Regions from separate parts of the Homo sapiens genome. Here region 1 is linked to region 2. The links are chromatin loops, found by intact Hi-C in ENCODE. Cell type or tissue: ovary. All regions are shown on one strand. Each heading gives the region's core, and the rest is flanking DNA. Links, peaks and the distances in the headings are about the cores only.

What was found. Peaks named below come from ENCODE experiments on the same cell type or tissue, not always from the same donor. Only the 100,000 strongest peaks of a DNase experiment are listed, where the experiment ranks them.
Region 1: it touches region 2 in a loop (2.5-fold over the local background); 2 of 110 quality-filtered maps call a loop at or near these places.

What each region holds. Positions count from the first base shown.
Region 1 is chr6:169,438,589-169,453,844 of GRCh38, forward strand. It overlaps a transcript of WDR27 not described here. Among named protein-coding and RNA genes, the nearest start is that of LINC02519, 58 kb to the left of the region's middle. RefSeq lists enhancers at 10,458-11,332, 11,333-12,206. In ovary, for the core only: no CTCF peak of the experiment used is centred there; no DNase peak of the experiment used is centred there; H3K27ac peaks cover 310 bases.
Region 2 is chr6:169,197,303-169,212,558 of GRCh38, forward strand. No RefSeq gene overlaps it. Among named protein-coding and RNA genes, the nearest start is that of THBS2-AS1, 8.3 kb to the right of the region's middle. In ovary, for the core only: no CTCF peak of the experiment used is centred there; a DNase peak (open chromatin) is centred at 8,099.

The DNA of each region.
Region 1 (15,256 bases), core at 3,244-11,243, 240 kb after region 2:
TTCTTGTTTACTTTATTCCTTTTTAATAAAGTGTACACTCATAATCTTGGACACATACTCTCGCAGTATCTAATTGGATTCAAGTACCTTTCCATGAGGTTCAACTTCTAGGTTATCCAAATGGGCTTCCCATAGGAAAGGCAGTCATACTGTAGGAGGCTTTTCACTTACCTTTCAAGTAATCAGCCTAAGAAACAGATATTTTATATTTTAAGATAAGTTCTTGTGCTTGGTGCTGTCTTTATTAGTTTTTTACTACTTAGAAAAACTAGGTCATCTCTAGTACAGGTCTAAGTTTTTTCCCTCTGAACTATGTAACTTTTTATATTTGCTTTTGAAGTCTTTTAATAATCACTCTGATTAAATAATTATCTCACAATGACATCTGATTATATTTTAATTAAATGTTTTAAGTTTTTTTAACATCTTTAACAAACTTCCCCAAAATCAAATTCTAATTTAAGTACTTTTAAGCTTAAATTGACTTTGGGATTTTTCAGTTGGGCCCCAAAAAAACATCAAACGATGCATCTCCCATGATGCTTATTCGATGGGTTGTATAAAGGCACTGTCAAATAATAAAGTGACACTAGCTCTTACTAAAATTATATTTAGATGGATGCATTATTGATGTGAATGCTTTAACATTTATAAAATTTATAAAGGTCTGATGGTTCTTACTGTGATGCTATCAGTAATGATTTTGGTTGTTATCTTAAAATGCCATACACAATAGAAATAACTAAATTTCTTAATCAATTGCTGAACTTTTATCACATTATAACTGTGACTGTTCTAATTTTTTGGTCATCTACAGTGCTGATTCTTATCTAGTGGCATCTGCAACAAGATTCATAAAAAAGATTCTAGCAAGTACTCCTCAGTACAGATGTCTAGTAACTTTAAGATCAATGGACTAAATAAAAATTTCTAAAATGCTAACAGGTTCATAAAACTGCTAACCAAGATAATGAAGAACAAAATTTAATTGCCTGAGATTGAATAACTGATAAAAATTATGATTTTTATGACTTTTATTTGAAACATTATTGGTTATTCATTTAAATATTTTGTTTTCCATATTTAAGAAAACTTTCTTTCTTGAGCTGCCTATAGCTTACAGCAATTTGGTAAAGTGCACTTTAATAAACAAAGGTGAAAACATTTACTTTTCTACTTGATCCCTTCAAAACTTGAAAACTATTCATGAGTTTTTTATGTTATGACAGTATGGTTTTTAATAGGATGCAATTATAATCGTTAATTATATTACCAATATTATATTGGTAGTTATATTACCAATATTATTATATTGGTAGTTATATTACCAATATTATTATATTGGTAATATAATTATTTAATATATCACATTTAAAATTAATATATCATATTTTACATTGTTTATACTCATACATACTGAAGATAAAATCTGAAGCCTGCCTTGATTTGGCTTCCTAGCTTCAAAATATTTTTAACAAAGGTCCAATCTGAGATTCAATCATTATGCTTGCTATACTAATATAAACAATCAGGCCAAATCTAATAAATCTGAATTTATGTTACAAACAAATTAGTGTTACTCTAATGATCTTTTGTAAAAATTGGGCTGTCTATAGTATATTGTTTTTAGACTGTAACCCTATGCATTGTTTTTGAGTTTTTATTATCTACCTGTAGGCTGGACAGGATACTAAACTCTCCTAAGTTCCTGTAATTCAATTTTTCTCTCACAGAATTACTAAGAAGAGAAATAGTTATTTCCTAACGCCCTATAAACAAATTACAGTTTAAATTTAGTTTTTAGTTTTAGTTTAAATAAATTTCAGGGGACAAGCCTCACGCCTAGTGTGTGGGCTACACAGAGTTCACCAAACCACCCAGTGACATAATGGGAGACATTCAAACTGTGAAACTGCCAACTTCATGCTGTAGGCAACTTTTCCCAAGAGCACTAAACCAAGACTCCATGTTCTAATAAGACCGTTGCCCCTCTTAATGCCTATCTTTTTCACTTAAATAATAGATTACTTAAGTGAAAATCTATTTATTATTGTAATAATAATTACAATGAGCTCATAATTAAAAGTTTAGAATCATACCCGATATGAATAACATAACAAAACCTGACTTAAGCAATTCTTAAGTCCACCTGTTGGGTAATTTTGGCAATACCCCCAAGACAACTTTTTGTTCTAATTGTACTAATGGTCCTTTCTACAGAGCTGGCACTCTGCTTTAATTCATCTTAATCATGAAATGCTAGTCCATGGCTACAACAAGTCTTCCCACTTCCTCTATGGCTTTTTCATCTGCTGAGTTGGTTGCCCTTAGGCATGAGCTCTTGGTTAAAAACCTTTGTACAAATTAAATTTATTATATTGTTGCTGGGTTTTTTTTTCTTGTATTTTGCTCTTGATATTTAAGCTCTGTTCTTGTGTTTTGTCTAATCTTTGTAAAAATCAGTTATCTCAACAGGATGATGTTAGCCAAATACTTTGAGATTATTGACAATGCCTAAGAGACTAATAAGGTAGAACTTGATGCTAAACTCCAGGCAAACCTGCCCTAAGAAAGGTTTTGGTTGTTTCATTCTGTTTTTCTTTCTGGCACCTTTGTTACTCAAATGCGGTCTGGGTCCCTGATGTTGACTACCTTACTTCCCCCGATGGGGGACCAGAGACCACCAAGACAGGTCCACTAAGCACCAAAAGACAATTAAACCTAATTTCAAGACAGTTGATCAGTAACATTTTCAGAAAAAGATCTTGATCAAAAGGGGGAAATGTGAGAATTAATGATGTGAACTGAAGTTAACTTGTCCACCTAAGTAGATTAGAGTCAGACCAGCGGCAGGTGGGAAGCACCGAGGCACAGGTCACTTGCCCAGGGACAATCTCACCAGCCAGCTGCCAAGTCACTTGCCCAGGGACACTATCAACCAGCTGCCATGTCAGTTACCCAGCGACAATCTCACCAGCCAGCTGCCAGGTCACTTGCTGCAACCTTAAGGCCATTTTTACGCAGGAGATGCTGAAACAAACTCCTGTGACTCCAAGACTAGTGTTACCCACTCTTGTCACTCACCAATCCGAGCTTGCCAGCTCCCTAAAACCTTGCTAGTGCCAATGAATTTTCTTTCACAACAATGCATAACATTTTTCTTTCTAAGAAGACCCTTAATCTTCTTTCTTCTTTGGACATACTGAAGACCACCTAGTCTGTGTGTATGCTTCAAGCTGAAGTCTGTTCTCTAAAATAAAACACTTTATTTAGAGATTCATGTATATATTTTTATTTGACTTTGACAATACTCATATGCCACCTCAGAAGCAAAATGTTTTTAAAAAAGAGGACGGCTTTGGGAAAACCATCACATAGGTTCTATTTTTATGTTTATCTATATACATAACTGGGATATTCAGCCAAAAAAATAAAATATTTCCCCTGACTTGTGATGGCCATTGGCAATTATAAGAAAAGTCATCCCAGAATTGAAAAGTTCAGCCATGCCCTGCCCCATGGGCCAGGTTCGTCTGCTATAAACACTCAGACAGCAAGAATTAAATGGATCCTCATCTCTGTTTTCTCAGTGTTGTGTTTGGAACTGAAAGTCTTTTCCTCCCTTCTTAATGGTGTTAATCACATCTTTATCAATAGAATTCAAAAGGCTCCCTTTATTGCCCTCACAATATGCTCTCCTGAGGCAAATAATTTAGACTCAAGTAACTGCCAAGATTACTGGAAACAATAAACCATATTTACACATGCCTGTTAATGTTTTATGTCTGAAAGAATTCTTATAAAATAGACACCCAGCATCTAGAATCAGGAGAGATATGGAACCTCCCTTTTCATGTTTGTTTTGTATTTTCTTTTACAGGTGAAAGGTAAAAGGTAAAACTTTATATTTTTATCTCCTTATTTCCTTAAGATCTTCTAATTTTAGGAAAATATTGTATCATGTTTTCACCCTCCACAAACAATCATTCTTTTTTCCAGAAATATCTTGACTCCCCTTCAAGAATTTGTCTTCTCATGAGGTAGTAGTGGTGGCTCTGGCTGTGTCCCCTGTGGTCTCCTGCCTTTCCCTGGCCCAGGAGTGGGCACATAACCGAGTGGGACCACAGCTTGGAGTCTGGAGTGAGAATAGGTGGGAAGCTCAGTGGAGAGCATATCTGGCCACCTGGCCTTGGAGTTGTCCTGTCCTGACGGATGCAGGACGACTGAGCCTGTACCTGAGCCCACACCTCCTCCTGCTGCCTGGGGATTCTGCAGGCCACCACCACCCCCACACATTCCCAATGCTATTAAGCATGCCACAGTTATTTTCTGTGGCTTGCAACCAAAAAACTCTAATAACTGATACAATTCTGCAAAGCCAACAGTCACAGACTACCAATGGCAATGAGAGGAGACCACATTCCAAAAGACAATGTGATGAGCATTTAAAGAAAGAATTACCTATGTCTGAGTGAAGACCTATGACACAAAACATGCAAGGAAAGTGGGCTGAGGTTGGGAACACAGGACATATTTTCATGAGGTTTAAATGGTTCATGCAGATTGAAGCCAGATCTGGCCTCCATGTCCTCTGGTCTCCCCTGCCACGTCAGCCACAGAATGGATGCGTGGACAGCAACACGTGCCGTCACCCAAGCTCAGCAGGACCCTCGCCTCCCAGGCTGGGTACTTGGAACTAAGAGATTGTTTAACTCTCCTGTTATTCATTTGAAACACAAACTTTGATAGCCATGATTCATCTTAATATTTAAGAGAATGGTTCCATTCGCTTTGATAGGCATGTTTTCTAATCTATTTTAAAATACTACTTTACAGTAACATATGGAAATTTGCACCTGGGGTACACATTAGTGGTGCTGTGTGTACATTTTATTTTTGGATAACTGTAAGATGGAAAGATTTAGAGATGTCTGGAAGGCTGGGTGCTCTGGCCCTGCTGACCAACAGGAAGTCCATGCCAGAGGTCGTGTCCATAGCAGTAAGAATGGAAATACTAGAGCTAAGCCAGCAATCCTGCAAGGGACCTGGATGACACACATAGGCTGAGGAGGAGCCACAGAACTCAGGACAGACCCTTCAGAGGCAGGGAGCTCAGGCCTGATGTCATCGCTCAGCCACCAAGGACATGCACATGAAGGTGGTTCCTAGCAGCTCTTGGGTCCTCATAGCAGGGGCAGCTGCCTCCAATAGAAGACTTCATGTATACTAAGAACCTTGTCCTTCTTTGAGTCCACAAAGCCTCCCAAGAGGTCCAAAACAGAGTCATTCAGGCCTGGGTTTCCAACCTGGCATTGCCACCTCCAGCAAGGCACGTAGGGATGTCGATTTCATTATTTATAAAAGGAAGATGGCGGCATAGACATGAGCTCCTTGCCATAGCCCCTCCTTCAGCTGAGCAGGTTGCAGTCAACGTGCTCAGATGCTGGATGCCAACGCTGGCTCTATTCCCAGGGTCTGGGGCTGAAGTGCATGAGACTCCCAGTCACGTGTCCAGATGGCTTTGCAAATGGCCATGATTCCATCCCCACAAGCACAGGTGCTCTGCCAGATCCCTATTTGCCCATATCCTTTATCTAACTCCCGCAAAAACTTACGCGCTCCTGGCCTGGTAGTGAGTCTGCTACCCACTCCATCACCTGCCCACCCTCTACTTCCCAGGAGCCAAATAACTGCCCTATATATGCATCATCAAATGATGGTCTCCTCTAAAAAGAATGTGTTTGGCTCTAGACTGTGCAGTGTGTTTGTCCCTCATTAGCCTGTGTCTGCTGCCAAGGGCATTCATCATACAGCCCCGTGTCGGATGATTTCAGCAGCACTCAACTGTGAGATGGGTCTCTTTGGGATCCTTTGATGCAACTCAAGAAGCATTTCTGAGAGTCCCTGCTGTCCCAGCTCCACCAGGGCTGGCCAGAGCCGGCAGGGGCCACACGTCTGAGGCCAACCACCGCTGCCTCCTTTACAAGCAACATCTCCAGAGACCCAAGCCAGTGATTGGTGCCTTCACTTTAGAGGTTGACTTATGAGCCAGTCCTCAAGAGATGGTGGACTGTTTTTTTGTTTTTTTTTTTTTCGTCTTTTGTTGTTTTGCAACGGTTTAGATTTTGCAGCTTCAGAAACAACCAGATCCTGCTAGAGGCAAAATCCAAGTAAATCCAAGTGAAGAAAGTGTATATACAGGGGCCTCTGTCATTCCCAGGGTCTGAGGCAAACAGTGTCACTGTTCTTATGTCAAGTAGCCCAATCCTGGGCTGCCCTTTTGCCAGAGGCTGCACAGCCCTCTGTGCATGCAGGAATCAAGCATGTTCTCTTGTGTCCTCCTCTGCAGAATGAGGACAATACTATCCCTTACCTGTAAGCTCAGGGTGAGGATCAAGTGTGTTCAAACAGGTAAAGAGCTTAGAAGAGTGTCTGGCACACAGGATGGGATTCGTGTGTCCAGTCCTTATCAACTTCAAATACAAACAATAACGATGGCTGGCTTGCCGTGGTCCCAGCCCACTGAGCTAAGTAAAAATACCAAACTCACTGTAGGAAAAGCAAAAGCGTGATGCTATCATAAGAATTGTCACACGTGCAGATGATGGCTTGGGTTCTAGTTCTTAAGTCTTCTAATTTGCTGGTTTTGTGTTGATCCTGAATAAATTTAGAGCCCTGCCTACTTTCACTGAGACTACGGGGAGTCCTCTGTGCTGCTGGAAAATCCCTAATAAATACACAGAGGAGACTTCCTGGGGTCTCCACCGCAGGTCATGATCATGAGCCTGGACCGCGAAGGTGTAGGGTCTCCGGTGTAATTCCCACTTCCACCACTAGCAACCAGGCTGTAAATGCCACCCTCTGCCCCTGTTTCCCCAGCTGTAAAACAGAATTAATTGTAGGTCCTACATTATGGTGGTGTTGGGAGAACTGAATGAGTTAATGTGTAGATAGTGGCCGTCACCCAGCAAGCATTCTGTGAACATTAGCTATTATTACAAACGAAAATCTAAAAACAAGATTAGTTATTGCCATGGAGCTTTCCTGTCAGTCCCTTCTGAAAGTCCAGGGATGAAAGGAACTATGAAATGCACCTGAGAGCTCCTCTGGGCCCGCCCTGCTTCAGCCGCCAGCACTGCACCTGCGCTCTGCAGTCCCTCCCATCACAGCGGAGGTCTGGCAGCACATCCCTGCCTGCAGCTGCAGACCGAGGCGGTGCTCCCAGCTCTCGAAGCTTCTCAAGGAATCCGGCAATAGCCGGTGACGCCTGGACCCCCGAGCCCTGACTGAGTCTTTGCAGGCTGGGCTGGGTGGGGTGGGGGGAGGCAGGCCCCTGCAGGCCCCCCTCCCTCTGCAACAGAGCTGGCTGCCCCAGCCTGTGATTTGTGTTTACACAGGCTCCACAATGAGGTGTGGCACTTAATGAAAGGGCTCTGTCACTTACCCAGTGAAACAGGGAGTCTGAAGGCCAAAGAACTGGTTACTTCTTGTACGTGAGGCAGGACGATCTGAGCTCCGGCCCGGACGGAGGGCGAGCACTCGGCTCCCTTCAGTTCAGCACAGAGGAGCAGACCTGCTGCTGAGCTGCCGTGCAGCACGAGCTGGGGGAGCGGGAAATCATGACCCACAGGCTTGTCTTCAGAGAGCCTGTTGAGGGTGGCATGTGATGGGCACCTGAGCACCCAGGTCAGAGGCAGGGTGGGGGGACTTCTGGGAAGCCAGTCCTGAGTTAAAGGACTCTGGAAGCCCACGGCAGGACCAGGGTGCAGGGAAGGTGGGCAGGGGCCGGGCACAAGGCGGGACCAGGGTGCAGGGAAGGTGGGCAGGGGCCGGGCACAAGGCGAGGTCTGGCTTCTGTGGTGTGGTCCAGGACTTCTTAACATTTCCTTACCATGGCACACACAGAAACAGAAAAGTCTGTGGCACACCGGGGCAAACCACAGGATTTGGGAGCATCTGCAGGGGGCAGGAGGGAGAAAATGCCTTTTTTATGTTATGTAATCGTGAAAGAAAAGTAAAACACAAAGCAGGAGGAAAGATCTTAAAAGGTTGAGTTTGAACAATACTTCCAGCAAAGGTCTACTCAAACTTTAAATGAAAATTTTAGCTTGTTCTTACAAACATAACTCTTTTACACCAAGCTTTATGAGTAAATTGGCTACAAGAATTTCCTGACTCAGAATTTAAGGAGTCACTGTGATAACCACTTGGTTATTAACATTATTAATAGTACAACAAAATAGCATTCTTGTATTGAGAGACAACAGTCCTGCTCTCACGCTTAAGTGATTAAAAGCGGCCACTTCTCCTGGTTGACTGAATGTCCTGTCTGGCCATTACACAAAAATTGGAAAAGTTGGTCTTTCTAAAATGGGCTGAGAAGCATGTGATCATTCTATACATCTTTTTTTATTTTCTCTCATTGAAAAACGTAGTTGAAATTTCTTATGATAATGCAAAAAGATTTCCAATCTAATGGCACTTTTAAAAATCAAGTATTTCAAAGTCACAATAAAATTTTTCCATAAGAAGATGCAGGTATTTCTGTACTAATTTTTTTCTTTAGGATTCATATTATAGCACTAACTACACATGACTGGAAAACCAAATTTAACAACATTTTTCCAAAGTTGAATTTTTGCTTCACACTTATGAGCTGTGTTTTTATGTTAGTATATTTCAATTATACGCAATTTAAATATGTCAGGGAAGAAAGCCAGTTTTTGAAGAAAATACTATCCTCAACAAATCTTTTATAAAAAGTTTTTCTTCAATTTTTTTAAATGTTTGATAAAACTTCCTGGGGTCATCAGGCATTTTAGTGGGAAATCTCTGGGTGGTCTTCAGATTCCATTTCTTCTCTTGAAGCTAAAACTGGACAAAGCAATAACGACTTGGATTTCAACAACCCATCATTGAGCATGGAAGTCCAATTTACAAGTAATTCTGTGTTGTTTTGTTTTTACATAAGGAGACTCTGTGATTACTACTGTGCAATATTGGAGTCTAGGGATTTTCAGAACAAACTCTCAAGTGGAGGCCATCACACCTCCTCTGACTTCATCCACAGGGTGGGTGGACCGACACAGGTGGGGTTTCCATCAATCTCATTTGTCTCAAGTATTCAAGTACTACTTTGGATATTTACTTGTTTGTTTTGGTACTTCCTTCAGGACAAATTATTTTCTTCCAAGAATGTCTCTTCAGGGATTCTAACTGGGGCTATTAACAATCACTAATGTCTATATACAGAATAATTCATCTGCAATAAAAACTTTTTAAATCAATTTCTGGGTCAGAGTTGGGAAGTCAATGAGTTGGATTTTATACTTACTTCCCTCACCAAAAATGATACAACAGTAAGGGGTTCCTAACTAAAACTCTATTAGTACTTTAGAATTTATACTAAATCTACTCTTGAATATTTCCCTAGGTCAAACATCTCTCAATACAAGAATGCTATTTTGTTATACTATTAATAATGTTGAAGTGCATAAGATTTTATAATATACTAATATTTTACATGTATGTTTTCAAACTCCTGACCTCAGGTGATCTGCCTGCCTCAGCCTCCCGAAGTGCTGAGATTACAGGCGTGAGCCACCGTGCCTGGCCATATTTTACATGTGTTTTCTATCGGGCAATTGGTGGGATCATTTCTTTTATCATTCATAGTAGCGTTTAGGCCATTTTTTTCCTTTTTTCTTATCACCACCATTTGGGACAGGGAGTATGGTTGCTGTGCTGTTTTTGCTGTTGTTGATTTTCTCTCTCTCTCTCTCTCTCCCTCTGTCTCTGTCTCTATGTGTGTGTGTGTGTGTGTGTGTGTGTATGTATATATATATATTTTTTTACTATTGTGCAGATACAGTTGAGGTGCATAAAGAGAAGGAGTATGATGTGCAAGGCACACACCTGTACTCAGCTGAGTGCCACAATACACAGAAGCCCGAAATAGCTGTCGGAAGCCGGTGGCGGCTGCACTGCTGCTCCTAATATACACTTCCTTGCACCTGTGTCCTGAGCCCTTTGCCGAGTGACTTGGCTGTGCCCCTGGTGAGAAGAGGTGAACATTCCCCTTCATCCCATTCACCGACCTGCACGTGGCCGTGTGGCCTACTCTGGACTACAGCAGACACTGGGAGAGCCTACAGATGGGCTTGCAGTTTGCTGGCATCCTGCACTTTTGTCCTCTGCCATAAGCAGAACCGATCCAGGTGGGCACTTGTCCCACAGTGAGGAGACACCTGCAGGGCTCTAACCCATGTCCAGAGCAGAGCCCGGCCCACCCTTGTGCAAAGCCACCAACATTATCACGGCAAGAGTGCATGCAGCCTCTAACTCCCCCTCCAAAATCTCTTCCACCCTTTCTGTTTCCTTATCATATCACAGCCCACACCAAAAATTATCACTAGCTGGCATATAAGAACTAAAACATAGGTCATATTTTCTACGTTTAGTCAAAAAACTTGCCTACGACGTGTATTGTTTCAAAGGCTGACAGTTTCTCTCCAGTCATGGTTTTTTGGCAATATGAGCAATGGATGTCTGGGATGAAAACTCTGCCATATAGAATGTAGCCTACAGAGCACGTATTCAGATTTATGCCCTCTAAATGGATTACTACATTCTGAATGGCATTAACTTTCCAATGAGTAAGAGCCACTCATTCACCTCTCTCCTCTATTCCCAGTCCTTGAAATAGTTGATTTCAAATGTTTTCACCTAAGGTAAATGATAATATATGCAAAGATTTTGTACAAACTCCAGGGGAATTCCTGAGATATCTCACAAAGTTTGAATCTATGGAGACAAAGGAAAATTGTGCAACGAGTGGTGTTTTCTTTCACATAGTGCAGCAGACAGGATCACATGCCTCCAACGTGGGAAGGGGAACACGTCGACCCTAGGCAAGCAGAGGGCCTTAGCATGCTGACTCTGCAGGCTCATCCTGGGGCCTGCCTGAGCAGCCGTGTGGGCACCGGGACTGCAGTCCTTTCCCCTGCCTGCCCCAGCCCCACCATCTCTTGCCTGGAGGTCATTTGGCCACCCTCTTAGTGTCAAAGGCAGAAGCTATGAGAAAGAAGGATAGGAGAGGGATGCGGACCAGTTTTCAAATCCGGCAGGAGGAGCAAGGTCCTGGGGAGCATGTGGTGGAAGGTGAGCATCCCGACCTAGGAAGGCATTTCCGAATGCAGGGAACACAGTCACACCAAAGCGTATGTCCATAACCATCGTGGAAACTAACTAGGCCTTCTGACGAGAAATACAGAAGGGAGAGCCCATGCACACTAAACTACCACAATATTTGAGCAACAGAGCGAGAAAGAAGCCAGCACCATAATTTAAGAAGCTTAATATGGTGCTTGACTATTTGGGGTGAATAATTACTCAATATTTTAAAATTTTCTTTGTATATTTTAATTTATTACCTTTCTTCCAGAAGTCACACTCACCAAAATCTATTCTTTTGCAATTATACCAATGAAATTAGAGATATGGCCTCTGACCCTTTCCCACTTTTGAGTCTAGGACTTTAAGGAAACTACATCATCATTACGAAGACTGGGGAGCAACAGCGTCATGGGCACCGCTCTGCTCTGCATGAAGGAGTCCGACAGCTGCCAGCGGGGAGCTTTGGTGGTGCCAAATCCCCTGGAGAGAGGAGGCTGCAGCCCCAGGCAGCAGGGAGCCCTGGAGGAAGCTGCCTCTGCAGACTCGCGGGAATGCCAGCTCCGGGTTTCATTCCTTTGTTCACTGCTGCTTCCCAAGTGCCAGACGGAGCCTGGAACTCAGTGGCTGCTCTAAAGATACTGTTGAATGAGTAAATGAACGGAATTGCACAGGAGCGAGGCCACAGTTCTACAGCTGAGCTGCCTGTCACGGCCCTCACCCAACCACCACTGCTGGAAATGTGCAGACAGGGTGTGCCTCTCCCGTTTAAGGGAAATGTATTGAGATATCATTCACATACATGGCACGTGCTCAGGGAGCCCCCCAGGATGACAGAGCTCACCCATCACCCCACAGAACGTCTCTGCCCCATCCAGGCAGGCCCCAGAGTACACTGGGTCTGGCTTCTTTAGTCAGAGGTGGTTTGAGTGAGTCTAGAGACTTCATAGAATCTGGGTCACAGAGCAGGCACCCTTTTCCATCTGGTGTCTTCCACTCAGCGTAGCGGTCCCGAGATCCAGCGTGTCTCTGCTAGGATCAGCGGTTTGCTCCTTGGTGTTGCTGAGGAAAATTCTACTGCATGGAACACCACCATCTATCCACACTGGATAGACACCAGATGAGTGCTTCCGCCTGCTGTGAATGAAGCTCCTATGAACAGTCTCATATTAGGTATGAAAGGAAAATAAATCAATCACTAAACAAAGGGGAAAGTCAAGCTGGGAGCTGCCTCCCATCCTATTCCTAAATAAGATAGCTACAAAGATAAAAACGCTGTTCCTCCCTCACAATTTGCTCACAAGGAACTTCCTTGTGGAACAAGGACAGACAGAACTCAATCATCCCTCCGCTCACATGAGACAAACACAGATCGGAATGCTTCCTCCGCCCTGTTGTTTCACCCAGCCAGACTAAGGCATACGTAACTATTCCAGTAAATTGTGCATTCGGTGAAAGGCTAATCAGAAACTTAAAAGAATGCAGCCATTTGTCTCTTATCTACCTACAACCTGGAAGCCCCCTGCGCGCTTTGACTTGTCCTGTCTTTCCAGATAGAACCAATGTACATCATACATATAATGATTGATGTCTCATGTCTCCCTAAAATGTATAAAACCAAGCTGTTCCCCGACCACCATCACCAGGACCTCCTGAGGCTGTGTCACGGCACGTCCTCAACCTTGGCAAAATAACTTTCTAAATTTATTGAGACTTGTCTCAGATACTTTTTGGTTTACAAAGGTGTTTGTGGACATGTATATTCATTTCTCATAGATAAGTACCTAGAAGTTGAATTGCTTAGACATGAGTAAATGTATGTTTAACTTTTTCAGAAACTCCCGAACATATTTCCAAACTATACCGTTTTACACTCTGTCAGCAGAATTTAAAAGTTTCCACTGAACCACATCCTTGTCAACGTTTGGTATTGTCAATATGTTTAAGTTATTGATATTGTTCTAGTGAATGTGTAGAGACATCTCGTTTTGGTTTTAATTTGCATTTTCCTAATGAGGAATAATACTGAGAAATTTTTTCTTTCATATTGTCATATATGTGTCTTCTTTCTTAAAGTGCCTAGTCAAATATTTTGCTCATTTTTTATTGCTTTTTATTATAAACTGTGTTTTTTTAAATATTATCTTAACACACGTCTTTTGGCTGATATAATATTGTAAATATTTTCTCCCATTCTGTGGTCTACTTATTGTTTCCTAATGCTGTCTTTTGAAGAGCAAAATATTTTTCTCCATTTATGGAGACAAGATGGTCAACTTAGCTATTCCAAAATGTTTTTAAAATTCTAGTTTGTTTTAAAACAACCACAGCAAACTGCATGGATTTGTTCCACATCTTTGAAAGAAAAACATTATTTTATTTATTTCACAGTGGAAGATAAGTCAGTAAGGCCCCACTTCGGCAGGTTTTGTTTTCGTTTCCTCATGCCTCTGCAATGCTCGGAGTCACCCACGCCTTACTCACTGCGGCTGGAACGAACCCAGACTCCTCACTCCTCCCACAGCCTCTGGCGCAGGGCGCTCCTTGCTTGAAAGAAACGTTTGCGATTTTTAGTGGAAACGTCCGTGTTTTCTTGGTAACTGGTAAATGGCTGTAGATTACTGACACGCGGTCCTTTGTACGTAACAGAAGGCTTTGAGTGTTTCTGTGAGGATCACCCTGTGAAGAAACGGCTGCAGTGAGAGCAGCCGAGGCGGGACGCAGCCCCGGACGTGGGGTCAGAGAGGAGCCGTGCGTGGGGTCAGAGAGGAGCCGTGCGTGGGGTCAGAGAGGAGCCGTGCGTGGGGTCAGAGAGGAGCCGTGCGTGGGGTCAGAGAGGAGCTGAGTTCAGGACGGGCATGGCAGCCGCAGGAGGAGGGCAAGGCGGAGCCCAGGAGGGGCAAAGTGGACAAAGCCAGGGCTGGAGAGGGGAGACCCAGGATCAGCACCACGTTCCACGGGGATGGCACAGAAGCCTGAGAGGCCACGGCCAAATGTGGAAATTGGCTTTGCCAAATCTTGCATTTCAGAGAGAAAAGGCAATATGGCATTAATGCTTGCCTTGTTTAATTTTCGTAATTTTCCCTTTCTTCCTGCCAATAGCTTGCTTTGTTATCCGGAGGGTAGCCACGGTTTTAGCTCACAGTGATGTCAACTTGAAGCTTCTCTCCACAAGCAGCTGTGACCTCAGCTGCCGTGCAGTCAGCTTCCCCGGCCTCCCTCCCCAGCCTCCCTGGTCTCCCAGGCACAAGGCTGGGCACTGGCTTCAGAGTGGCTGCAAGGGCACGGCCCCCAGGCCTAGGGCTGATCAGCGTGAACAGTACCCAGCACACTTGCTTCAAAAAGTAAGAAGATATAGAACACAAGCTGCTTGTTCTCATGACTATAGCACAAACTATAAAACAAAACATCTTCCTCCAGAACACGGCAAGCTGGATGGACAGTGATCTGGACAAAAATTTGCTGTAGGTTTTGTAACTGGGGTTCAGTGAGGACCAGGCTCCCCAGAGCATACATGTGGAGACAATTAAGTTGATCCCATTTTCCAAGACTCAGAGGAGATGTATTTATATTAGGAATATAAACTTGCTATTAATGCAACTTCAGAATGTCCAGGTCATCCGTTGGGAAAAAAAAAAGAGTAAGTCTAGGGCTGGTTCGTGCTGTTGCTACATGGAGGGAATCCACATCCAAGCCTGCCGCTCACATGCTGGGACACATTGCCTCAGCCTCCATCTCTGGGAGTCCCACGCTTTCTCTCCTGGGTTGTCCCACTATTCCTTTTGAAGTCCTCATGTTAGTGACAGTTCAATTTTCTCTTCACCTTCAAAATTGCAGAGAACCTAATTTCTACTGACCAGTCAAGCTTGTTTCATTTATCTTCCATGTTAACTTCAATTAAAATGTTAACCATCTGGAATCTTTGGCCTCTTATGTGACAAAAATAGGCATTAAATTGTATCATTTCTTAAATTCTCTGTTGAAAAGTCCAAATACGTTACTGAATATGATACAGATTAGTAAGAATTTGGGCTCATTAAATGTAAGATAATTTCATAGCTTAAGGTAATTTCACACCCCAAGG
Region 2 (15,256 bases), core at 3,517-11,516:
TGCACACACACACCATGGAATATGACGCTAAAGAAAATGTGGTGCACACACACCATGGAATATGATGCTAAAGAAAATGTGCACACACACCATGGAATATGACACTAAAGAAAACGTGGTGCACACACACCATGGAATACGACGCTAAAGAAAATGTGGTGCACACACACCATGGAATACGACGCTAAAGAAAATGTGGTGCACACACACCATGGAATACGACGCTAAAGAAAATGTGGTGCACACACACCATGGTATACGACGCTAAAGAAAATGTGCACACACACCATGGAATACCACGCTAAAGAAAATGTGCACACACACCATGGAATACGACGCTAAAGAAAATGTGCACACACACACCATGGAATACGATGCTAAAGAAAATGTGCACACACACACCATGGAATACGACGCTAAAGAAAATGTGCACTCACACCATGGAATACGACGCTAAAGAAAATGTGCACACACACCATGGAATACCACGCTAAAGAAAATGTGGTGCACACACACCATGGAATATGATGCTAAAGAAAATGTGCACACACACCATGGAATACGACGCTAAAGAAAATGTGGTGCACACACACCATGGAATACGACGCTAAAGAAAATGTGGTGCACACACACCATGGTATACGATGCTAAAGAAAATGTGCACACACACCATGGAATACGACGCTAAAGAAAATGTGCACACACACCATGGAATACGACGCTAAAGAAAATGTGCACACACACACCATGGAATACGACGCTAAAGAAAATGTGCACACACACCATGGAATACGACGCTAAAGAAAATGTGCACACCATGGAATATGACGCTAAAGAAAATGTGGTGCACACACACCATGGAATATGATGCTAAAGAAAATGTGCACACACACCATGGAATATGACACTAAAGAAAACGTGGTGCACACACACCATGGAATACGACACTAAAGAAAATGTGGTGCACACACACCATGGAATACGACGCTAAAGAAAATGTGGTGAACACACACCACGGAATACTACACAGCCATAGTGAAGTACAAGGGCATTTCTTCTGCAGCAGCGTGATGGAGCTGGAGGCCACTGTCCTTAGCAAACTAACACAGGAACAGAAAACCAAATACCACAGGTTCTCACTTATAAGTGGGAGCTAAATAATGAGAACACATGGACACATAGAGGTGAACAACACACACTGAGGCCTACTTGAAGGGGAGCGTGAGAGGAGGGTGAGAATCAAAAAACTACGTATCAGGTGCTGTGCCCATTACCTGGGTGACTAAGTAATCAGTACATCAAACCCATGTGACATACAATTAACCTATATGAATCTGCACTTGAATCCCTGAACCTAAAATAAAAGTTAAAAAACAAACAATAAAGAGGCTACAGTATAAAAGGCTATTTGTGAGTTCCACTTGTGAATAAGCAGCCTACAACTGATATACGTCGTCTATGCAAAGTTGTTTCACAAGAAAACTGAGCATCTGGTGATCTTTGCTCCTGACTCTTCTTGCTTACTTTTAATTATTTTAGAAATTCTATACAAATTTTTTTTTTAATTTTGTTTTTATGAAATAGAGTCTCTCTCTGTCACACAGGCTGGAAAGCATTGGTGCAATCATGGCTCGCTGAAGCTTTGACCTCTCAGGCACAAGCAATCCTCCTGCTTCAGCCTCTCAAGTAGCTGGGACTACAGGTGCTCACCACCATGCCTGGCTAATTATTTTTTAAATTTTGTGTAGAGACAGGGTCTCACTATGTTGCCCAGCCTTGTCTATAACTGCTGGCTCAAGCAGTCCTCCTGCCTTGGCCTCCCAAAGTGCCACCATGTGAACCGCCATGCCTGGCTTAAATTTTTTTTTATTGGTGATCAATGATTGTACGTATTTCTGGAGTACATGTGATGTGCAAAGATGCTTGTAATCTGAGTCTACAATTTTCCTCATAAGCAGGTTTACATTAACCTTCACAAGTACTTGTGTACACACACACAGAAACACGAAATGTGATGGTCAAGATGAAAATGACCACGTATTCTGCTTTTGACATCTTTTGATTTGGGGCAGAATCAATGTGCCTTTTCTCTGCTTGTAGCTTTGTTGATGCTGAGGTAAATCACATGTTGAAAGCATGTAAGGACAGAAAGTTCTGTCGATGAACGGTCAATCACCTTTGAACGTCTGCTCCCTCTCTTTGAGGGAAATGCTTTAGGGCAGGTGAATATTCCTGAGTATTCCTTGGAGACGCTTGTGTTCCAGAATTACAACCAAGACCTTTGCTTTCATGCCACGTCAGGAACATGTGTCCTCTGCTCTTTTCCTCTCAGCCTCAGGGGTGCAGATGTTGGGCTGCGACATGTCTCAAGGAGACAGTTTACCCCTTCAAGATCCCACAGATCCTTTCTGCATTCCCTGTGAGTGTGCTGACCCTATGCAATTGCAAAGCCACGAGGCCAAGCTTGTGGCCTCTGCTCCCCTTGGGGCCATCTGGGGGGTCTGGTAAATACTGCTCATCTCCACCCTTAGAATCACCCTGGTGCAGGCTGCACCAGACCTGCCTCCCAGTGCTGGAGAGGGGACACCAGGGGTAGAAGTCCCCATAGACAGCCCGGTCAGTGCAGCCATCTCTTCCTCCTGCGCCATCACATCTTTTGAGGGAAGCATCTTCACCTGCTCATTACCTGCAGGCTGAGATCCCAGGCTCTATACACAGTTGATGGACTGGGTTAGGGGCAAGCGTGAGTAGGGCCCAAGCTCCAGGCACATGTGACTCTGTGTCAGTTCCCATTCCTCTGGGAAGCATTTTTCCAACTCCCCATAGCTGGACCCTGCCTTGCGTCTTCAATGCAACTCTCCCTGGGTGGGCGCTTTCCTGCCCCCACTCTCCATCGCCCTCTCCAAGGGGGGTTCTATGCACAGCTCCCTCCCCCAAACCCCTCTGCCCACCCTCTAGCTCCCGCTAGCCATTTTATTATTCATCTAATAGCTACTCCAAAACACCTCAAATTAGCCATTTTGTTTCTTCTATTGAATTAATTTAATTCTTACAATAGCCCCATGAGGAATATATTATTTCTGCTATATCACAGATGAGGAAATTGAAGCCCAGGGGAAGCTAGTGACTTTCCCAGGGACACACAAGCAGTCAGTGGCTGGGCCAGACTGAGGGACATGGCCCCCTGTGCTCACCAGCCTCAACACGATACACGCTCCCAAAAAGCTTCACATTTCCTCAAAGGTGAGGTCAATAACATACTTCTCTGCAAATAAAAAATAATAATTAAATTTCACTGACTGCATATTATGTGTGAGGGAATCTGCAAACAGCTTCACCCATGTCCCGTCATTCTGGCATCAAAACACTCAGTCAGGTGCTGAAATGGGCATCCTCACTCCACACGTGAGAACCTGGAGGCACCCAAAAGCCAGGCAGTGGACACCCTGGAATTTACTCATCCCTACCTCGGGCAGGAGTCCTACCCTCATGCCATCAGCCTCCCCAGGTACACAGAGGATGTGTAATCATTACCTACCCAGGCAACAATTGAACTGAGCTAAGCTTTGGGTGGTATAAGATGCACTAACATTTAGACATGCCAGGATTCCAGCTGGGGCAAGCACATTCTCCTCCAGTGAAGCCACGAAGCCCCACTCTGCTCCTGAGAGGCCAAGAAAGAGACGGGCAGATGGTGAAGCCATCAAACAGCCCTCTGGACACAGCCCGGGAGCCCTGGCCAACAACACCATCCATCCCAAAAGCCAGCTTGGTAGTTCCCACCCTCATTCCTCATCAAAAGAAAGCATGATTACTCTGGCAGGAAAGAGCGGCTTCCCAAAATCCAAACTGGCAAGATGGTGGAATTCCTCATAAGAAAACTCCAGATGCTCCTGAGCTTGCTCTCCGGCAGAACGTCCTCAGCACATCTGGTCTGCGCTGTTGGATGAGACACACAACACAGCACCCACGGCAAGGTCCAGAATCCCTGTGGGCTGTGAGGTCCAGAATCCCTGTGCTGCCACAGCTGGGCACGGGCTGAGGGACCTCAGACAGGGCCTCCACGATTCTGAGCCCCAGCTTCCTCATGTGAGACCCAGAAATAGGTAGTGAACACAGGAATGATTTAAAAAATGTAATGGGCATGTAGCATCTACTCAGGGCTGGACACAGCCTTCAGTCACTGAATATACGTACACACACATACACACACGAAGCGCTATGGTATGTCAAGAAACATTCTGTCCAATACAACAGTTTTTAGAAATTTTAAGATCATGACCCCTTCAAGAAACAATGAAAGCAATGGAATCACCAGCCAGAAAAACAAAAGGCACTGTATATAGAATAATCCAGTATGGAGCATCCCGGGAGCCTGGCAGCGGGTGGAGAATCTCCGTGAGAATGTGACGAGTCCATACCTTTAGTCGCACGGTGCAGACCCCCGATGGGAACTGCAGAGGGCCTAGCAGAGGGGCCCTGGGAAAATTTAGGGGAGGCCACAGGAGGCCCAACATCGCTCAGAATGAAGATCCTCAGCCTACAATTTTCTCCTTAGCTACTTTTCTAGCGCTTCCTTCGCAAACAGAGGCAGCAGACTCAGGCAGCCACCTGCACTGCTCTGCCTCCAGCGCAGGCCTCCCGCGGCTGCTTCTCCTCTGCCTCTTGAAACTTGTCTGTGCACAAAAGCAGAGTGGAGGGAAAAGAACACACACGTGTGGGAAACTCTGTGCTGTGCACACGCGTGCATTAAATACACAGCCTCATTTGGCCTCGTGGAAACTCAGGGAGGCAGACAGTGTGTTCCCATCTTAGAGACGGGAGCAGTGAGGCTCAGTGAACATAAGTTACAGTGTGGGTGGCGTGGTGAAGCTGACATCACATGTGGCCGCCCCACTCCAGAGTGTAGTCTTCCCTCCACGTCTGCATCACCACCGGAGAGCAGCAGGCGTGAGAACAGGTGGACCTGGGGGAGCAGGGAGACTCGGGACTTCTCATGGCCTGGTCTGCCGTGGTCCACATGCTTACCTTGGTTTCTCAGCTGTATTGAGGGATACTTGGTGTTTGAGGCTGATCTCACACTGCTATAAAGAAATGCTTGAGACTGGGTAGCTTATAAAGAAGAGGTTGCATTGGCTCACGGTTCTGCAGGCTATGCAGGAAGCATGATGCTGCTCAACTTCTGGGGAGGCCTCAGGAAACTTACAATTACGACAGAAGGCGAAGGGGAAGCCAGCGCATCGTACATGGCTGGAGCAGGAGGAAGGAGGGAAAGGGAGGTATCACACACTTTTAAACAACCAGATCTCACGAGAACTCACTATCACAAAAACAGCACCCAGGGGATGGCACTAACCCATTCATGAGAGCTCCACCCCCATGACCCATTCACCTCTCACCAGGCCCCACCTCCAACACTGAGGATTACAATTCGACGTGAGATTTGGGCGGGGACACAGATCCAAACCATATCCATTGGTAAATGAACATTGTTTGCATTCAAGGTGTACAATGTGATGGTTCTATACGTATACACTGTGAGATGTTGACCCCAGTACAGCTGCTTAACGTGTTTATCACCTTACATAGTTACTGGGTGCGTGTGCATGCATGTGGTGAGAATACAAGATCTACTCTCCGCAAATTTTAAGTATTCAATACATTATACATTAGTTTGAGATGTAGTCACTGTTCTGTACACTAGGTTCTCAGAAACTGTTAATTTTATATGTATAAGATGATATATGTTTAGGCCTAAAGGCTTAGGCCTTTGCTCAAAGAAAAAGAAATGTCTTAAGGTGAGTTTATTAGTCTGACAATTTCATTTACTGAGTGTTTACTATAGTTATGATTGCTTCCCATTTTTTTCTTTCTTTTTTTTTTTTTTGAGATGGAGTCTCACTCCGTCGCCCAGTCTGGAGTGCAGTGGTGTGATCTCGGCTCACTGCAACCTCCACCTCCTGGGTTCAAGCAATTATCCTGCCTCAGCCTCCTGAGTAGCTGGGATTACAGGTGTCTGCCACCAGACCCGGCTAATTTTTTTTGTATTTTTAGTAGACATGGTGTTTCACCATGTTGGACAGGCTGGTCTCAAACTCCTGACCTCAGGTGATCCACCCAACTTGGCTCCACAAAGTGCTGGGATTACAGGCGTGAGCCACCACACCAGCCTCTTTTTTTCTTATTAAAGTGAAATTCACATAATGTTAAATTAACAATTTTAAAGTATGCAATTCAATGGCACAGTACATTCACAATGTTGTTAAACTATCACCAAGCATATTCATCACCCCAGAAGAAAATCTTGTACCCAATTAGCAGTCACCCTCATTTTCCCCTGCCCCCAGCCCCAGCAAATGCCAATCAGCATTCTGTCTCTATGGATATACTTTTTCTGTACATTTCATATAAACAGAATTATATCTATTGTGACCTTTGTGTCTGGCTTCTTTCACTTTGCACAATGTTTTAGGGGATTATCCATGTTGTAGCTGTATCAGTATTAAATTACTTTTTACAGATGAGCAAAATGTTGCTGTATGTACATGCCACATTGTGCTTAGCCATTTATCCATGGATGAACATTTGGGTTGTTTACATGTTTGGGCTACTGTGAATAATGCTGCTATGGACATTCAGGTATGAAACTATGTTTGTAGATCTGTTTTCAGTTATTTTGGTTATATATCCCTAAGAGTGAAACTTTGGGATCATGTGGTAATTCCACACTTAACGTTTTGAGGAAATGTGAAGCTGTTTTCCAGGGCAGCTGCACCATTTTACATTCCTACCAACAGTGATATATGGGGGTTCCAATTTCTCACTAATACTTCCCTTTTTAATTATTATTATCACCATTCCAGTGAGTGGCAGGTGGCACCCCAATGTGGTTTCCATTTTCATTTCCCTAATGACTGATGAGGTCGAGGGTTTTTTCATGTTATCTTTGGCCATTTGTATAACTTCTTTGGGGAAATGTCTATTCAAATCCACTGACTATTTTTGAGTTGAGTTCTTTGTCTTTTAGTTGTTGAGACACTAGACACTTATAAAATATATAATTTGCAAATATTCATCCCATTGAGTCATACATCTTTTTACTTTCATAAGTAAATAGTTTACTTATGAGATTACACAAAAGGTTTTAATTTTATTTTAATAGAGACCAATTTATCTAGTTTTGTTTGTCATTGCTCATGCTTTCAGTGGCATATCTAAGAATCCATTGCTGAATCTAAGGCCTCGAAAATTTACCCCTATGTTTTATCGAAGAGTTTCATAGTATTAGCCCTTACAGTAGGTCACCAATACATTTCTAAGTTGATTTGTGTATAGAATGTGAGGTAGGAACCATTTCTTTCTTTTGTATGTAGAGATCCAGTTGTCCCAGGGCCACCTGTGGAAGAGCCTGCTCCTTCCTCATTCAATGGTCTTAAGACTCCATTGAAATCAATTCACTATACATATATGTGTTTCTTTCTGGACTCTCAGTTATGCTTCATTGGTCTATGTGTTTATCTGTATGTCCATGCTACACTATTTGATTATGGTAGCTTTGTAGTAAGTTTTGAAATCAAGAAGTGTAAATCCTCCAACTTTGTTCTTCTTTTTCAATCTTGTTTTGAATTTTTAGAAGACATTGTAATTACATATGAATCTGAGTATAATTTTTTCTAATACTGCCAAAAACCACCCAACCATCAGAATTTTGAAAGCAATTGTACTGAATCTGTGGATTACTGTGGGGCAGTATTACCATCTTTACAATATTAAGTAGGTGATGTCAGCAATAAAGCAAAATAGAAGGTAACTAGCTCATATCCTCCCACAATAAGAATTCTGCATGCATCCACAATCAAGTCTCTGCTGGAGCCTCAAGATTCAGGTAGGAGTTTGGAGCCCAACACTGTGGAGGGTCATTTTAAGAGTTCAGACCCACTCTCGGGTGGCTGGTCTGCTGAACTTGCTCCCAGGCTCAAACCCAGAAATGACTCAGTCTTCCAAGGGGTTTGGCTACAGCCCCATTTTGGCCTTGAGGCTGTAATCCAAACCACCTGCCAAGGGATCTGGAAGGAATCACACACACTAGGGTCTTGGCAGAAGGGCTCATCTGCCTGCTAACATCAGTCTCAGTGGTGAACCTGACAGTTTCCCTATAGTTCAGTCCCAGTGCGCCCAAGCTGAGGTGCCAGCTCAGAGCTGCTTGCACAAGGACCCAGAGAGAGATTCACCCATCTGTGGCAGCCCGGGTGTCTGAGACTGCCTGATAGGATTGCCAACCTCTCTCCCACAGCAGATCCTTAGGTGACCTGGCCTCAGCTCTGACCCCTTCTGCTACAATCAGAGAACTATCCCATCTATACTGAGACCTGCAGGGAGATTTGCACCCTTCTGAGGCAATGAGACCAGACTCTCCAGCCCGCATGCCACAGCAGATCCTCAGGGGACCCAGTCTCAGCTTGGCCCCTTCTGATACAATCAGAGAACTAGCCCATCTATACTGAGACCTGCAGGGAAATGTGCACCCCTCTGAGCCACTGACACCAGGCTCTCCAGCCTGCATTCCACGGCAGATCCTCAGGGGGCCCAGGCTCAGCTCTGGCCCCTCCTGCTATAGTTGGTGAGCCATCTCATTGATGCGGGAACTTGCTAGGCAACATGCATCACTCTAAACCAAGATCAGGCTCTCCAACCTCTGTGCCACAACAGATTCCAAAGGGGCCCATTCCCAGCTCCAGCCCCTTCTGCTGCAGTTATGGAATGATTTTATCTGTGCAAGAACTGCTTGGGAGATACATACCCACCTGAGCCAATGTGAAAGACCCATAAGCCTTCTTCCAACAGCAGATTTCTAGGGGACCCAGTCTCAATTTCAGCCACTCTTGCTGCACTTGGGAACCCAGCCCAACTGTGCAGAGACCTGTTGGGTGGCACATCCATCTGGGCCATTGACACAGCCTTCTGGACTCAGCTTCCTGGCCAGCATTCCCACACAGCCCAAGTACATTCCCTGGGTCTTCCCCAAGGAAGACATGGGGAAAGTCATGTCAACCTCAGAGTCTTTACAAGACTTGTAGCAAGCCTAGACTTAGAGTGTCTTCTAGTGCAAATATGGCTGCAGTGGTCACAGGCTCAGGGAACTCAACAGTCAATCTACTTAGAATATACTTTTTCTATTTAGAAGAAGGACAGGCACAAACAAAGCCAGACTGTGAAGACTAAAATAAATACGTAATCTTTCAATGTGCTGACATTACCACATATCCATAAGCATCAAGGACATTCAAAAAAATGTGACTTCACCAAACTGACAGATTAAGGTGCCAGAGATCAACCCTAAAATGATGGAGATATGTAATCTCTCAGACAATTAAGTCAAAATAGTAGTTTTAAGAAAGTTTGATGAACTTCAAGAAAATACAAAGTATCAATTCAGAAATTTATCAGAGAAATTTAACAGAGAGATTGAAATAAATTTTGGGAAAAATCAAACAGAAATCCTGTGCAGAAAATAACAATGAATAATATGAGAAATGAAATAAACAGTATCAATAACAGAAATTGACCAAAGAGAAGAAAGAATCAGTGAGCTTGAAGAATAACAGTTTGAGGGAAAAAAAGGAAAGAAAAGAGAAGGAAAAGGTGAAATGGAATGAAGAAAGCTTTATAGGTTCTATGGAATGACATGCAAAAATCAAATATTCAGGTTATTGAAGATAAAGAGAAAACTGAAAAATAAAAAAGGGTAGAAACCTTATGCAAAAACATAAGGCTGGGTGCAGTCACTCATGCCTATAATCCCAAGAGTTTGCAAGGCCGAGGCAGGAAAATCACTTAAGCCCAGGAGTTTGAGGCCACCTTAGACAACACAAGTGAGTTCTTGTGTCTCCAGTAATTTTTTTAAAAATTAGCCAGGCATCACGGTTTATGCCTGTACTTCCAGCTATTCGGGAAGCTGAGGTAGAAAGATCCCTTGAACCTGGGAGAGTAAGGCTGCAGTAAGCCAGGATCTCTCCACTGTACTCCAGCCTAGGCAACAGTGAGATCCTGTCTTAAAATAATAATTATCATTATTAATTATTAATAATAATAGAAAACTTTCAAAATCTGGAGAAAGATATGAATATCCAGGTATAGGAAGGTCAAAGTCACCAGTCAGGTTCCACCAAATTAAAAATACTCCAAAACATGCTACAAGTACACTCCAAGGTCAAAAACAAAGATAAGCTCTTGAAAGTGACAGAAGTGTGAGAGAAGTGTAGGAAATGGCATATAAGGAAGATCCAATATGCCTAGCAGCAAACTTTTCAGCAGAAACTTCACAGGTAGGAAGGGAATGGGACAATATATTCAGAGTGCTGAAGAAAAAATACTGTCAACCAGGAATACTACACCCAGCAAATATGCTCTTTAAAAATGAAGGGGAGATAAAAAAACTTGACCAGAAAAACAAAAGCTGAGAAAATTTATTGCTACCAAACATGTTCTACAGGAAATGCTAGAAAGGGTTTTTAAAACTGAAAGAAAATAATGCTAATGTGATTGCTACACTAATATGGTAATCATGGTGTGTAAACTATTTGTGTATTTACTAAGAAGACTAAAAGGAAAAGCAATTGAAGTAAAAATGAATACAACAATATTTGAGAAATTGACAATATTAAAAATATGAATTGTGACATCAAGATTTAAAATGTAGTGGGAGAAGGGAGTTAATGCATACAGGTTTTCCTGGTTATTTCTTTCTTTTCATTTGTCATCAAAGTTAAGTTGGTATCAATTTTAAATAACTACTTATAATTATAGAATGCTTTTTGTAAGAATCATGGTAACCACAAAGCCAAAGTCTATAATAGGTACACTAAAAATAAAATTCAATGAGTTAAAACATACAACCAGAAGAAACCACTTAACCACAAAGGAAGGCAGAAAAAAAAAGAAGAAAGGAAAAGAAGAGTTACAAAACAACTAGAAAACAAGTAAGAAAATGGTAGTTGAAAGTCCTTACCTATGAATAATAACATTGAATGTAAATGGAATAATTATTCAATTCAAAGACATAGAGTGGCTGAATGACTTTTCTTCAAAAGAAAAATCAGCTATGTGCTGCCTTCAAGAAACTCATTATGTCTATAAAGTCACACATAGACTGAGAGTGAAAGAATAAAAAAGATATTTCATGCAAATGCAAGCCAAAAAAAGGGCAGGAGTAACTGTACTCATATCAGATAAAATAGATCTTAAGTCAAAAACTGTAGAAAGAGACAAAGAAAATTATGATAAAGGAAATTTATCAATTCAGCAAGAGGAAATAAATAAGCACTCAACACCACAGCGTGCAAATATATAAAGCAAATACCAATAGAACTAAAGGGAGACATAGATTGCAATACAATAATAGTAGGATAGTTCAACACCCACTTTCAACAGGGGACAAATCATCCAGGCAGAAAACCAGCGAAGAAACATTGGAGTTAAATTACACTCTAGATCAAATGGACCTAACAGACTATTACAGAATATCTTATCCAACTGCTGCAGAACTTATATTCTTCTCCTCAGCATATGGAACATTCTTCAGGATAGACCACATGTTAGGCAATAAAACAAGTCTCAGGAAATTTAAAACAATTGAAATCATATCAAGTATCTTTTCTGACCACAAGGAATAAAGCTAGAAATCAATAATAAGAGGAACTTTCAAAACTGTACAAATATGTGGAAATTAAACAACATGCTCATGAATGACTAATGGATCAATAAAGAAATTAAGAAAGAAATTACAAAATTTATTAAAACAAACAAAAATGGAAATACACCACATCAAAAGCTATGGGATACTTTTAAGAGGGAACTTCATAGCAATAAATATCTATATCAGAAAAGTAGAAAGACTTAAAATAAACAACTTAACAATGCACTGCAGGAACTAGAGAAGTAAGAATAAACCAAAAGCAAAATTAATAGAAAGAAAGATATAATGAAGTACAGAAAAGAAATAAATAAAATTGAAACTAAAAAATACAAAATATCAACAAAACAAAATGTTAGTTTTTTGAAAAGATATACAAAATCAACACCCTTAGCCAGACCCAGTGAAAAAGAGAGAAAACCCAAATAAATAAAAGCAGAGATAAAAAAGGAAACATCACAATTTATTCCACAGAAATTCTAAAGCTAATTAGAAACTAAACAACTACATGCCAACAAATTGGAAAACAATGATAAGAAGTGAATAAATTTCTGCACACACACAACCCACAAATATTGAACCATGAAGAAATCACCAATAATAAGTAACAACATTAAAGCACTAATGAAAAATCTCCCATCAAAAAAAAAAACCTCAAGACTTGATGGATTCACTGCTCAATTCATCAAACACTTAAGTAGGAAGTAATACCAATTCTACTGAAACTATTTCAAAAAACTGAAGAGGAGGAAATGCTTTCAAACTCATTCTATAAGGCCAGCGTTACCCTGATGCCAGAATCAGACAAGGACACACACACACACACACACAAACTATAGGCCAATAACCCTAATACACATGGATGCAAAAATTCTCAACAAAATACTAGCAAACTGAATTTAACAACACATTAAAAAGATCATTCACTGTAATAAAGTGGGATTCATTCCAGGGATGTAAGGATGGTTCAACATGTGCAAATCAATATGCATGACATAGCAATCAACAGAATTAAGGATAAAAACCATATGATCATTTCAATAGATGTTGAAAGGTATTTAATAAAATTCAACATCCATTCTGATTTTTAAAAAACTCTCAATAAATAAGGTATAGAAGGAATGTACTTCAACACAAGGAAGTCCATATATGATACACCCACATTTAATATCATACTAAACAAGGAAAAATGGAAAGGCTTTTCACTAAGATTGGAACAAGGCAAGGATGTCTGTTTTCACCACTTGTATTCAATATAATACTCAAAGTCCTGGCCAGAGCAATTAGACAAGAGAAAGAAAGTAAGGGTATCCACATTGGAAAAGGAAGACATCACATTATCCTTGTTTGCAGATGACACAATCTTATAGTTAGAAAAACCTAAAGACTACACACACACACACACACACACACACACACACACACACAAATCAGAACCAATAAATTAATAAAGTTTCAGAATAAAAAATGATCATATAAAAATCAGTAGCATTTATATACATTAACAGAGATCAATCTAAAAAGGAAATCAAGAAAGCAATCTCATTTACAGTAGGTACAAAAAACATACCTAGGAATATGTTTAACCAAGGAAGTAAAAGATCTCTACAAGGAAAACTATAAAACACTGATGAAAGAGAAGAAGAGGGTACACAGACACAAATGGAAAGATATCCCATGCTCATGGATTAGAAGAATGAATACTGTAAATCACCCAAAGTGATCAATAGATTCAATGTAATCTCTAGCAAAATACCAATGATGTTATTCACAGAAACAGAAAAAAGCATTCCTACAAGCGTAGGAAACCACAAAAGACTCCAAATAGCTAAAGCCATCCTGAGAAAAAAGAACAAAGCTGAAGACATCACACTGCCTGATTTCAAATTTTGCTACAAATGTATAGTAACCAGAACAGCACAGTACCAACACTAAAACAGACATGTGGACCAATGGAATAAAACGATGAATTCAGAAATAAATCCACGTACTTACAGCCAACTCATTTTTGGCAAAGACATCAAGAACATACATTGGGGAATGGACAGTCTCTTTGATAAATACTGCCAGGAAAGTTAGACATGCAGAAAAAAATGAATCGAGACCCCCCTCTTTTACCATATACATACATCAAATCAAAATGGATTAAAGACTTCAATGCAAGACCCAAAACGATAGAACTACTACTAAAAAATAATACGGAGAAACATTCCAGGACATTGATCTGGGTAAAGATTTTTTGGTAAGACCTCAACATTACAGACAACTATAACAAAAATAGAAAAATAGTATTATATCAAGCCAGAAAGCTTCTACACAGCAAAGGAAAAAATCAACGAAGTGAAGAGACAACCCACAGAATGGGAGAAAATATTTGCAAACTACCCATCCAACAAGGGATTAGTAATCAGAATATATAAGAAACTCAAACAACCCAATTAAAAACTGGGCAAAAGACCTAATAGACATTTCTCAAAAGAAATGGCCAACACGTACATGAAAAAAGGCTCAACATCACTAGTCATTATAGAAATGCAATTCAAAACCACAAGAAGATATTATCTGACCCCATTTAGAATTATCACAAAGACAAAAAATAGCAAATGCTGATGAGAAGGTGGAAAAAAAGGAACACTCATACACTGTTGGTAGGGATGTAAAGTAGTACACCCACTAGGGAAAACAGTATGGGGGTTCCTCAAAAAACTAAACTAGAACTACGTTTGGTATAGTCCAGCAATCTTACTGCTGGGTATGCATCTGACAGAAAGGAAATCAGTATATCAAAGAGACATCGGCCCTCTCATGTTTATTACAACACTACTCACAATAGCCAAGACATCGAATCAACCTAAGTGTTCATCAATAGGCGAAAGGACAAAGAAAATATTGTATATGCACACAATGGAATACTAGTCAGCCATAAAAAGGAATTAAATCCTGTCATTTGCAGCAGGATGGATAGATCTGAAGATCATTCTGTTATGTAAAATAAGCATGACACAGAAAGACAAATATTGCATGTTCTCATTCATATGTGGGAGCTAAAACAGTGGGTCTTGTGGATGTTGAGAGCAGGATGGCGGATGCCAGATGCTGGGGTGGAATGGTGGAGAGGAAGATGAAGGGGAGCTGGTTAAGGAGTACAAAAATACAGTCAGAAGGAATGAGCTATCACATGCAGTATAGTAGGAAAATTATGCTTAATAGTTTATTGTACATATCAAAATAGCTAGAAGAATTGTAATGTTCTCAATACAGAGAATAAAAATGTATGAGGTCATGGGTATCCCAATTACCCTAACTTTATCATTACACATTTTAAACAGATATCAAAATATCACATATAACCCAAGAATACTACAGATATTATAATGAATTAGAATTAAATCTTCCAAACTATACACGAGGGTGTCTTTCCATTTATATAGGTTTTAATTTATTTTGGCATTGTTTTTCTGTTTTCATAGTACAAGTCTTCTGCCTCCCAAGTTACATTTATTACGAGGTATTTTATTGTTTTGTATGTTATTGCAAATGGTATTGTACTTTTAACTTCCGTTT